Regions from separate parts of the Homo sapiens genome. Here all the other regions are linked to region 3. Evidence: chromatin loops called from intact Hi-C (ENCODE). Cell type or tissue: dorsolateral prefrontal cortex. All regions are shown on one strand. Region 1 overlaps FMNL2 (formin like 2). Region 2 overlaps FMNL2 (formin like 2). Region 3 overlaps FMNL2 (formin like 2). Region 4 overlaps FMNL2 (formin like 2).

Region 1 (2,500 bases), 210 kb before region 3:
GCTGTGCTGACAGTGGGACCAAGCGGGGATCAGGAAATAGTCTAGGGCATTGCAAGGTTGGATTTGCTTACATTGAGGTGTTCCTGTGATCTGTGCACATCACCCAAGGTGATCAGGGCCTTGAGGCTTAGGCTGAAAGGCTGGCTTTCGAGGCAAAAGATCAGAAGGAAGAAAACATGCTGGCACCTGATGTATATCCCCTTTTGCTCTGCTTCCATCTACGGTTGCTGCCTGCTCCTCTGACATGTAACTCACCTCCTCTGTGCCTCATATTGTTAGAGCTAAATTTCCCACTGAACCCAGACTGTTATTTTTGACCTGCCCTGCCTATTTATTTGTGCACCAGTGAGTGTGTGAGTAAATGCATTATTTTTATTATTATTATTTTTTCTTTTGAGACAGAGTCTTGCTCTGTTTGCCCAGGCTGGAGTGCAGTGTCATGATCTCGGCTCACTGATCTCGCTGATTGAACCTCTGCCTTCTGGGTTTAAGCAATTCTCATGCCTCAGCCTCCCGAGTAGGTGGGACTACAGGTGCTTGCCACCATGCCTGGCTAATTTTTTGTATTTTAGTAGAGATGGGGTTTCACCATGTTGCCCAGGGTGGTCTCGAACTCCTGAGCTCAGATAATCTGCCTGCCTTAGACTCCCAAACTGCTAGGATTACAGGCATAAGCCACTGCACCCAGCAAATGCATTAATTTTTAAAAATTATAGCAGCTCTTTTGGAAGAATTGAAACATAGAAAAATTACCCCTTAGTCCATTGCATTTACATGGTGATTTTCTTTTTCATTTCATTTTTTGGCCACGTTTTTAATTTTTATTTTTTGCTGTGGTAAAACGTTAAGATAAAATTTACCATCCTTGCCATTTTTAAGCATACGGTTCAGTGGCATTAAGTACATTTGTATTGTTGGTGGTGCAATGATCTTCACCGTCTGTGTCCAGAACTTTTCATGTTCCCAAACTGAAACTCTCTACCCATTAAACAGTAACTCTTCATTCCCCCCACCCCTTCCCCTGGTAACCACTGTTCTCCTTCTCAGTCCCCATGAATATGCCTATTCAATGTAACTCATAAGTGGAATCAGGGAAGTTGTGTCCTTTTGTGTCTGGTTGATTTCACTTAGTATAATGTTGGTAAGGTTCATTCTTGTTGTAGCATTTGTCAGAATTTCATTCTTTTTTAAGGCTGAACAGTAATACTCCATTGCATGGATAGAAACCTCATTTTGTTTATCTATGCATCTATTGATGGACATATGAGTTGTTTCTACCTTTAGGTTATTCTACATAATGCTACTATGAACATTGGTTACAAGTATCTGTTTAAGTTTCTGCTTTCAGTACTTTTGAGTATGTAACTGGAAGTGGAGTTGCTGAATCATATGGTAATTCTATGTTTAGCTTTGTGAGGAAGCATCATACTGTTTCCACGGTGTCTGCTGCACCCTAGCAATGCACGAGGGTTCCGAGCCCTCCATATCCTTATATGCTTGCAAAGGATATGTGTCTTTTCCTTTTTTTTTTTTTTTAATAATAGTCATTCTGATGGGTATGAAACAGCATCTCATTGTGGTTTTGATTTGTACTTATGCATAGGTTTTTTAAAACTATGTTTAAACAGAGTGTACTTATTTTTCATCCTTGATCAGTTAATATTTTGTCATGTTCTCTTTTTGCCTTTCAAAGGACTTTTTTTGTTTTTTATTATATATGGACAAATTATAGTTGCAAATACTTAAGGGGGTACAAAGTGATGTAATGATGTTTGAACTCAATGTGGAATGATTAAATCAAGCTACCTAACCTATTCACCTCAAATATTTAACTTTTTTATAACATTTGAGATTTTCTCCTAGTGATATCGAAATGTACAGTATGCTATTATTGTATTTACCATGCTGTGGAATAGCCCTCAAAAAAGGAAGAAATTCTGTCATTTGCGACAACATGAGTGGAATTAGAAAACATGCTAAGTGAAGTAAGCGAAACACAGAAAGACACCACATGTTCTTACATATGTGGGATCAAAACAATCGAATTCATAGAGGCAGAAAGTAGATGAGTGGTTACCAGGGGCTGGGGGAAATGGTAACGTGATGGTCAAAGGGTACCAAGCCTCAGGAGGAGTAAATTAATTTATTTTTGAGATCTAAAATGACTAATTTTAATAGCTTTTTTCTGGGATCCATCCTGAAGTTACCAGTTTTCTGAAGAAAAGCATTTGAACCAAGAATCCAAATGTGGGCTTCACTACAGAAAGGAGAAACACAGGGCAAAACTGTGTCTAGGCGCCCCTGAGACCACCCCAGGAGGACTGTTGGGCTCCCTGTGACCTGTTTTGGAACTCTGGGGGAGCTTTATCAGGGAATACACTTGCTGGAAGCTGCAGAATATGGGAGAGACTCCGATTGTAACAGGCAAGTTTCTGGTGAGACAAAAATGGATTAAACCAAGACTAATGCCAGGCATCAGAGACAGCAAAATCATCCAATT
Region 2 (2,500 bases), 73 kb before region 3:
AATTTAAATACATATAAAATAAATGTTATGTATTAACATAAATATTAATACATTATAAATTAAATGACATGTTTTATGAAAAATATTCTTCAAATCCAAAAAAAAATTGGTGACAAAGGCTGCATTGGTTTAATTTTTGCAAATCTCCTTAGCATCTGGTTAATAGTTGGCAGCTAGATTCTCCTGAGTCAACATTCAATTTGTCGTGATCTGTTTTGATTGATGTATATGTAGAAAATTGGGTCTTATACACACTTAGAGATGAGTTTTTTAAATGGTCTTTTCAGATAATTGGGATATTCTTTTTTTAGTAGTACCCCCAAAATTGAACGGCTAGTAACTAATTCTTACAGATAGCTATAATGTAGAGTCTGAAATCATATCAGTGAACTTTTTGTGCTCTGTTATATTAAAATCCATTGGCCAGGTGCTGTGGCCTGCAGTCCCAGCAACTTTGGAAGGCCAAGGTGGGCAGGATGGCTTGAGCCTGGGAGTTTGAGACCAGCCTGGGTAACATGGTGAACCCCTGTCTCTATAAAAAATACAAAAATTAACCAGGTGTGGTGGCATGATCCTGGAGTCCCAGCTACTCAGGAGGCTGAGGTAGGAGGATCACTTGAGCCCAGGAGGTTGAGGCTACAGTAAGCCATGATTGTGCCACTGCACTTCAGCCTCAGCAACAAAGTAAGACCCTGTCTCAAAAAATCCTTTGTGCTGTCTTACACTTTGATTGGGTCTTTTTATCCATACATGAACTTGTGACATGATTTGTTAACATCATGTTGGTCATTTGGAAGATCAGAATAACTCAGTAAAATCATGTTTCTCCACTGTTGAAGCATATCCCTTTACAATGTTTTTAAAAATCACATTTGTTAATAACCACCAGTCTGATTAGAATATATGTTAAGTATTGAGAAGCTGTCAAACTGACGGTGGTGAATACAGGTTTTCCAGAATTCTAGTTTTTGTTTGAAAGCTCAAAGTTGGTCATCAGCAACAAATACTGTGTTGTCCTTGAAAGGATGGGCTCACTTCATATTTGAGTAAATGTCTGCCACATACCCCAAACTGAATCACCATAGTTTGTCAGTTATTTTTACAAGTAAATTGACATTCCATGAAAAAATGGCTAGTTCAGCTCGCAACTCAAACAATTTCACAGGTGCTTTTCCTTGAGACAACTGTGCTACTTGAGCAGGTAGCAGAAGTACTTTATGTGAGCTTCCTGTTTTGTCACACTGAAAATGAAAAAGATGTGTACTAAATGAGTAAGCTTTAATAAAATCAATATTTTTTATTGCTTATCTAAGGGCGTTCTTAAGTGAAGCTGGCCTTTTCCCCCTCCTGAGTGCACGGAGTGACAAATACAATAAATAAGTGTCTTCTTTGGTTGCAGCAGTTTTATACAGTATTTCTTTGGCATTGTAAGTGTCAGTGTCAACAGATTGAAAACAACTAATGTCCTAATATTTTTGTGAAAACAGTTTTACCTTCACAGGCGCCCTGAGAGGGTTTCAGGGACCCCTAGTGGTATATGGGCTATACTTTGAGAATCAGTTTGCAACACTGCCTAACAGAGTAGATCTGATGACCAGTGTTGAATCCACACAGTGCTTCTTTCTCTTGCTTTTCATGATTTTTCATCAACTTCAGTTCCCAACATATGTCTGTAGGACCTCTCTCTAGAGGAGGCTGGCAAAAGGAATTAACTGCTTTTTCCTTTCTGTTGTGCAACTTTGGGCTACTTGGCTTGATCTTAGAAATTGAAAGCCAGGAACATCTCTTAAGACCTATATGAGGAGAAATAAGGTTCTAAGATTTGGGGAGACAGAACAAAGATTTGATATTAAGCTGTGACCAGCCTACAATAAAACAGTGACTGTTGGCATTGGCACTTACATCTCTTCCTTGCACCCAATTTCTTCCAGAGCTATTTGTCATTGTCCCTGTCTTTTCCAGCTCCTAAGCATCTGATTTAGAATTTGCCTAAATTCAGATGTACAGCATATGGTAATTACATTGAATCCGTGAGGCACTCAGGAAGTTATGCGTTCTGTCAGAGTCAGAAATAATTCAACTTTCCAAAACCTATAATCACCCAATTTGAAACTGTTTGCCTATTGGCAACATATTAAAAAGTGTGTGTAGCATGCACAGAGGTGAAATGGAACTAATTTGCTATGGGAACCCTGAATATATGATATAGTCCTTGCATGATCATTTACATAAATCTGCAAAATGAGGCATCCATATTCTTTGAATGCCTTTAGATTCCAGTTACTGCTTTGAAAGTTGCCCGTTTTTATCTTTACCTGTTTTCTTTCCTTACTCTTATATTTCTGTAGAAGTTCACTTTCAACTCCAATTGAAAATGGCCAGTTCTCTCCAATACAGAAAGTTCCAAGTCAAGAAGGGGTAGGGACTGAGATAATAGTTAGAAAAATGGGGGCTCTTTTTTCATGTCATCCATACCCTTATTGCTGAAATGACTTTGCTA
Region 3 (2,500 bases):
CAAGCAAACAGAAGATACCACAGAAGGGATCAAACAAAGTGACATTACTAGAAGCAAACAGGGCCAAAAATCTTGCCATAACTTTAAGGAAAGCTGGAAAGACTGCTGATGAAATATGTAAAGCTATTCATGTGTAAGTTCAGGAAAATTATATTCTAGTTAGTTTATGATAAAATGAAAATGAGAAAGTTATGAATTAGTAGATGACAAATATTTCAATAGTGAGACAAGACCTAAGATAAAAGCTGGAGCAATTTTTGATATCCACACTTGAGAGATCTGAACTCTGTGTGTGCTACTTCAAAGTTGAATATGATGCCAACACGAAAGAGGTAGACCAGAAATCACCCTGGGGAGTGTTGTATTAGAACCAGTAACTAATTGTTTTAGAAGAATAACATCTGGATTGTGACATCATTTATTATCTGGGTCTACTCTCTTATGCGGGCCTCCAGCAATGCTTACATAAAAGGAAAGTTGAGCTGAGCGTGGCAGATGTTAAGAAAAGGTAGAAAATGTCAGTTTTCTCTGGAGTATCTGGATTTTATCCAGATTTGTTGAATACAAATTTGATGGCATTTGTGGAATGATACAGTTCAATGCCAGATGCAAATATGATACAGATGCATATTTTAATTCGTAACAACAGGAATGTGAATTGTTTTGCTTTCAGTACTTTCAGGACATTTTAAACAAAGTTCATTTTTTACTCTTGAACTGCATAGAAGGCATTGGTTTTACTCCTCTATTAGAAGAATCCTTCTATTCTTCTTGTGGCCATGGTGACTTTCAAATGTGATGAAGACATTATTAAATGTTTTAGGAACTAATTATTTATAAATTGATTATCTTATACATTTTGGTTAGAGGCTTCGAGGTGTAAATGACCCTAAGAAATCCTTTGTTCCAATTTTGTGTCCTCAACCAGGGTCATAATCTGGTAGTCCAGTGCCTCCTACAGTCTGTTCTGATTTCTGTCATTGAATCCTGAAGTGCAGCCTGGCTTTAAATCTTTATATATCTTGTTTGTCATGATGATTAAATGTAATTCTATTATTTAGCTGAACAAAGATTGTCCAGAGAATAATAGAGAATAGAGACTGTAACAAATACTTCATTTGTTCAAATTAAGCATATATCCAAAAAGAACTTCAAGGAATGTATGCACTTAACCTAAAACATTCAATAATACAGGCATTTGGATGCATTTTTTTCCAAAGAAGAAAAAATACTACCAGACTATTGGTTTAATTGAAATATTTTACATAATTCACCAGATATTCTGTACTAATGTGTACAGTGTTAATCTCCTGAATTAGCTGTACTTCACAATGCCTGTCAACTATGTGCTTGAACCATGAAACCATCAGATGCTTTGGCCTTGGTTCTACCTCTTCCTATTTTCATTTACTCCTGATTCCAGAGGCTTAGAGCTATGCCAGTACCCTAAAAACTGAGGATGGCAGTTGTGACAAGGTCCACGTTTTCAGGAAGAACCAGTTAAGTTACCTGAGGCATAGTCAAGAACCAGCACCAGGGTGGGACTTCACAGGACAGCTGGAGAAATCTTAGACTCGTTGATTTGGTGTTTGATGAGCTGTACCAGATGGATGATGGATGGATGAACCTGAAAAGATGGATGAACTTGAAAAGGGGGTAGGAGGTTTTTCTCTCTAATGCTAATCTCTCCACATCTGTCTTTAGATTTGACTTGAAGACACTGCCTGTGGACTTTGTGGAATGCTTGATGCGGTTCCTACCAACTGAGAATGAAGTGAAAGTGCTTCGGCTCTACGAGCGGGAAAGGAAGCCTCTGGAAAACTTGTCAGATGAAGATCGGTTCATGATGCAGTTTAGTAAAATCGAGAGGCTCATGCAGAAGATGACCATCATGGCCTTCATTGGGAACTTTGCTGAAAGCATTCAGATGCTGACTCCTGTGAGTGGACTGACTCTGGCAGGGGAGGGGGTCCAAAGAAATGTGGAATCGTTATTTTTTAAAGTCTCTCCCAGAATCGTACTCAGTGTGATGGGTTCTAAAGACTCCTTCCCAGAACTTTCTAAATTGCATTTTTATTTCAACCATCTTTTCCACATTATGTATGCAAAGTAAATTTGAAAAATGGGGAATGTTCATATTCCATATTGCCATTCTTCCGAAAGAATGCCATTTTTTGTGTCTACAGATGTTCTCTAGATTTCAAAAGGACAGGGGACAAAGAAACTTGGTTCTTTTCTCAAACTTGGTTCCTCTCTGAAGATACTAGTCTTCTGGCAGTGTTGGCAAGACTGAAAATAAGACTTTCATTTCTAAAAATGTTGCCTCATCTTTAGTGAGCAGACTTACAAGCTTTTGCTGAAAGCTTTATATTTACCATAAGAGTTTTCTTTCTTGGAAGTTTGTTATAATAAACTGTGGTGATATAGACATAATAGCCAACCATCTCTCATTCCCTTGTGTTAATCTGGTGGAGATTTATGAATATCATAAACTTCAGTT
Region 4 (2,500 bases), 120 kb before region 3:
GGCATGAGCCACCGCGCTCAGCCGCAGGGAGGCTTCTTAAAAACCTGTTTAGTGTCTCTCCATAGCCGCATCTCATTGTGTGTGTGTGTTTTAATATATTCATGCTCAAAATTTTGAGAAATGAGTAAATGGGTTGTTTACTGAATGTAAGCTTCTATCTCTTATGCACTGAGGCACTTGTTTATCAGTAGACCTAAGAAATTATGTACATACGGATCTCATCTCAGAGGCTTGTAAGAGATGTAGATTCCTGGGCCCAGATCTCAGAATTCCTGAATCATTACTGTCAGGCGGGGGCTTAGGAATGTGCATATCTGTGTATTAATACTCTGAAGACACTCAGAGTTCTAGAAGGTGAATGCTGTCATTCATGTTCATCTTAGGCCTTAAATGTAGAAAATACTGACGTGTAAGGAAAAGCAAAGGTGAAACCAGCAAGTTAATTTTGTCTTGAAATGCCATCACATTTAAAGCACAGTTCTTCAGAAATCAAGTTAGAGGGATATTGCATGATATTTCCCTCTGTTTATCTAAAGTTATTTGTAGTATTTCTGTCCTGTGTATGTTATGAAAAGTCACACACGAGTCTGCTCATTCTTTGAGAGTCTATATTTACTAAGTCAGAAGATTTTTTTTTTTAAACCCTGAAGCATGAGAGATTTTGTGAGAAAGAAAATCTTTGCACCTTCCATTTTTAGAGAAAGGAATAGTAGAGAGTCAAGTGTGAAAACCAGCCACTGGGTTTCTTGGGAAGAAAAAATATAGTGTTAATGAGTAAGAAATGTTGTTTTGTATGAAGAAAGATATTAAAATTTATCTAAGGGCAGGTTGAGTTACAAGGAAAAAAATGGATAGAATTAGAAACAATTCCAACTGTGACTATTTTAAAATGAAATATTAAATTTGTTACAATTGAACAAAGGAGAATTTAGAATTAATGAATTGCTTTTCTTGTAATATTTTCTTTACTCATTTCTTCTTATTTCTTTAAATAAGGAAACCCAAGTCATTACTTGGCTTATTATTACAGGTTATCAACAACTTAGTAAAACGTGCATGAAATCTGTAAGGTACAGAGCCTAATTCGTCAGTAGCTTTGGCAGCTAGATGTGCTGATTCACTGTCTACCCATTGTGACTTCAGAGTCACAGGACTGTGGGTTAGAAGAAGGATACTAAGGGTCATCGGGCTCCAGCCGGCTCCAGCCGTGTCTTCGAGTGTCTGATAATGAGTTATTTAAAAAACTGAAACCCAGAATCACACCTCTCGTTCTTGCTTAGCTAGTAATACAAGCAGACATTCATACCTTGATTTCTTCAACATGTAATTGGCTTGTAAATCAGGGCGGCCATATAATTGATCATCCAGATTGGAGTACTTTTCGAGTGAAAGGGGGCATTGTTAATAATTATGCCAGGACAGCAGGCATTTTAGATTTGTACTCTATCACAAAGCTAAGTTCTAGCAAATGGTTTTGAAACCGTGTTTAGTCTGAAAGATTTCTTTAGAAGTTACATGTGAAAAAAACTTACCTAGATTGAAGTTTATTTGCCAAGGTAACTAGGGTGCTGCGTACTATGTGATAGCCTGGTTACATGGAACCCCTAGGGAAATATCTCGTTTTTATGATAAAAATTTCTTTAGTTGAAAAATTTGTGCATTTATTTCTCAAATCAATGTCCAACTGTTTTAATAATTTCTCATATGCAGCTTAAGATTAAAATTCTTCATAGAGGGCCTTTTATTTTAGAATATGGTCTTTCCTTGGTATCTATGGAGGACTGATTCTGGGACCCCCTCCCCATGGATACCAAAATCAATGAATGCTCAAGTCCCTGATAGAATGTATTTGCCTAAAACCTATGCATATCCTCCCTTATACTTTAAATCATGTCTAGATTACTTATAATACCTGATATAGTATAAATGTTATGTAAATAGTTGTTATACTATATTGTTTAGCGAATAGTGGCAAGAAAGTCTGTACATGTTCAGTACAGATGCATTTTTTTTCAAATATTTTTGATCCATGGTTGGTTGAATCCACAGATGTGGAACCCATGGACACGGAAAATGTACTGTGCTGCGGGAAAGTAGTAATATCAGGTGTGATGGGGGTGGAGGTAGATAGTATCTAGACTAGAGGTTTCCAAACTTTTTCAGTCATAGCATCTTTAGTGTCTCAAAAATTTTCATGGTGCCTCCTAGACCAAAAGAAAAACCTAACCATTCCATTTATTAAGTACTTAGGTCTAAACAACTATTTATGTTCTACTAATTTAGTGGCTGTTTGAGAAAATATTACATATAAATTGTGAGGAAAAAACTCATTTTATTCTTCTAAAAGCATAATTACTTATCAATATGTGTGTAGCTATGGGGCACTGCACAGCTTTCACACGTTGAATTCAGATTGTGCACACACTTCCTTTCCTGTTCAGTTTTCATTTTCTCTTGTTACTTGCTTTTATCACAGCAACTGCTAAAAAAACAGTTTCGC

Evidence for each region. Peaks named below come from ENCODE experiments on the same cell type or tissue, not always from the same donor. Only the 100,000 strongest peaks of a DNase experiment are listed, where the experiment ranks them.
Region 1: a loop joins it to region 3, with 5 times the contacts of the local background. A loop is called at or near these places in 7 of 110 quality-filtered maps.
Region 2: it touches region 3 in a loop (2.3-fold over the local background); 12 of 110 quality-filtered maps call a loop at or near these places.
Region 4: it touches region 3 in a loop (2.8-fold over the local background); 5 of 110 quality-filtered maps call a loop at or near these places.

Annotation. Positions count from the first base shown.
Region 1 is chr2:152,417,456-152,419,955 of GRCh38, forward strand. The region is part of intron 1 of FMNL2 (formin like 2); the gene reads left to right. Among named protein-coding and RNA genes, the nearest start is that of FMNL2, 84 kb to the left of the region's middle. In dorsolateral prefrontal cortex, a CTCF peak has its summit at 1,490; a DNase peak (open chromatin) is centred at 1,456; H3K4me3 peaks cover 480 bases; H3K27ac peaks cover 2,500 bases.
Region 2 is chr2:152,553,708-152,556,207 of GRCh38, forward strand. All of the region lies in intron 4 of FMNL2 (formin like 2), which reads left to right. Among named protein-coding and RNA genes, the nearest start is that of PRPF40A, 160 kb to the right of the region's middle. In dorsolateral prefrontal cortex, CTCF peaks have their summits at 1,521 (motif pointing left) and 1,721; no DNase peak of the experiment used is centred here; H3K27ac peaks cover 2,500 bases.
Region 3 is chr2:152,626,595-152,629,094 of GRCh38, forward strand. FMNL2 (formin like 2) reads left to right here. Exons shown (of 26, transcript NM_052905.4): 17 at 1-133; 18 at 1,705-1,939. Among named protein-coding and RNA genes, the nearest start is that of PRPF40A, 90 kb to the right of the region's middle. In dorsolateral prefrontal cortex, a CTCF peak has its summit at 942; no DNase peak of the experiment used is centred here; H3K27ac peaks cover 2,278 bases.
Region 4 is chr2:152,504,522-152,507,021 of GRCh38, forward strand. The region is part of intron 1 of FMNL2 (formin like 2); the gene reads left to right. Among named protein-coding and RNA genes, the nearest start is that of FMNL2, 170 kb to the left of the region's middle. In dorsolateral prefrontal cortex, no CTCF peak of the experiment used is centred here; a DNase peak (open chromatin) is centred at 1,170; H3K4me3 peaks cover 626 bases; H3K27ac peaks cover 2,500 bases.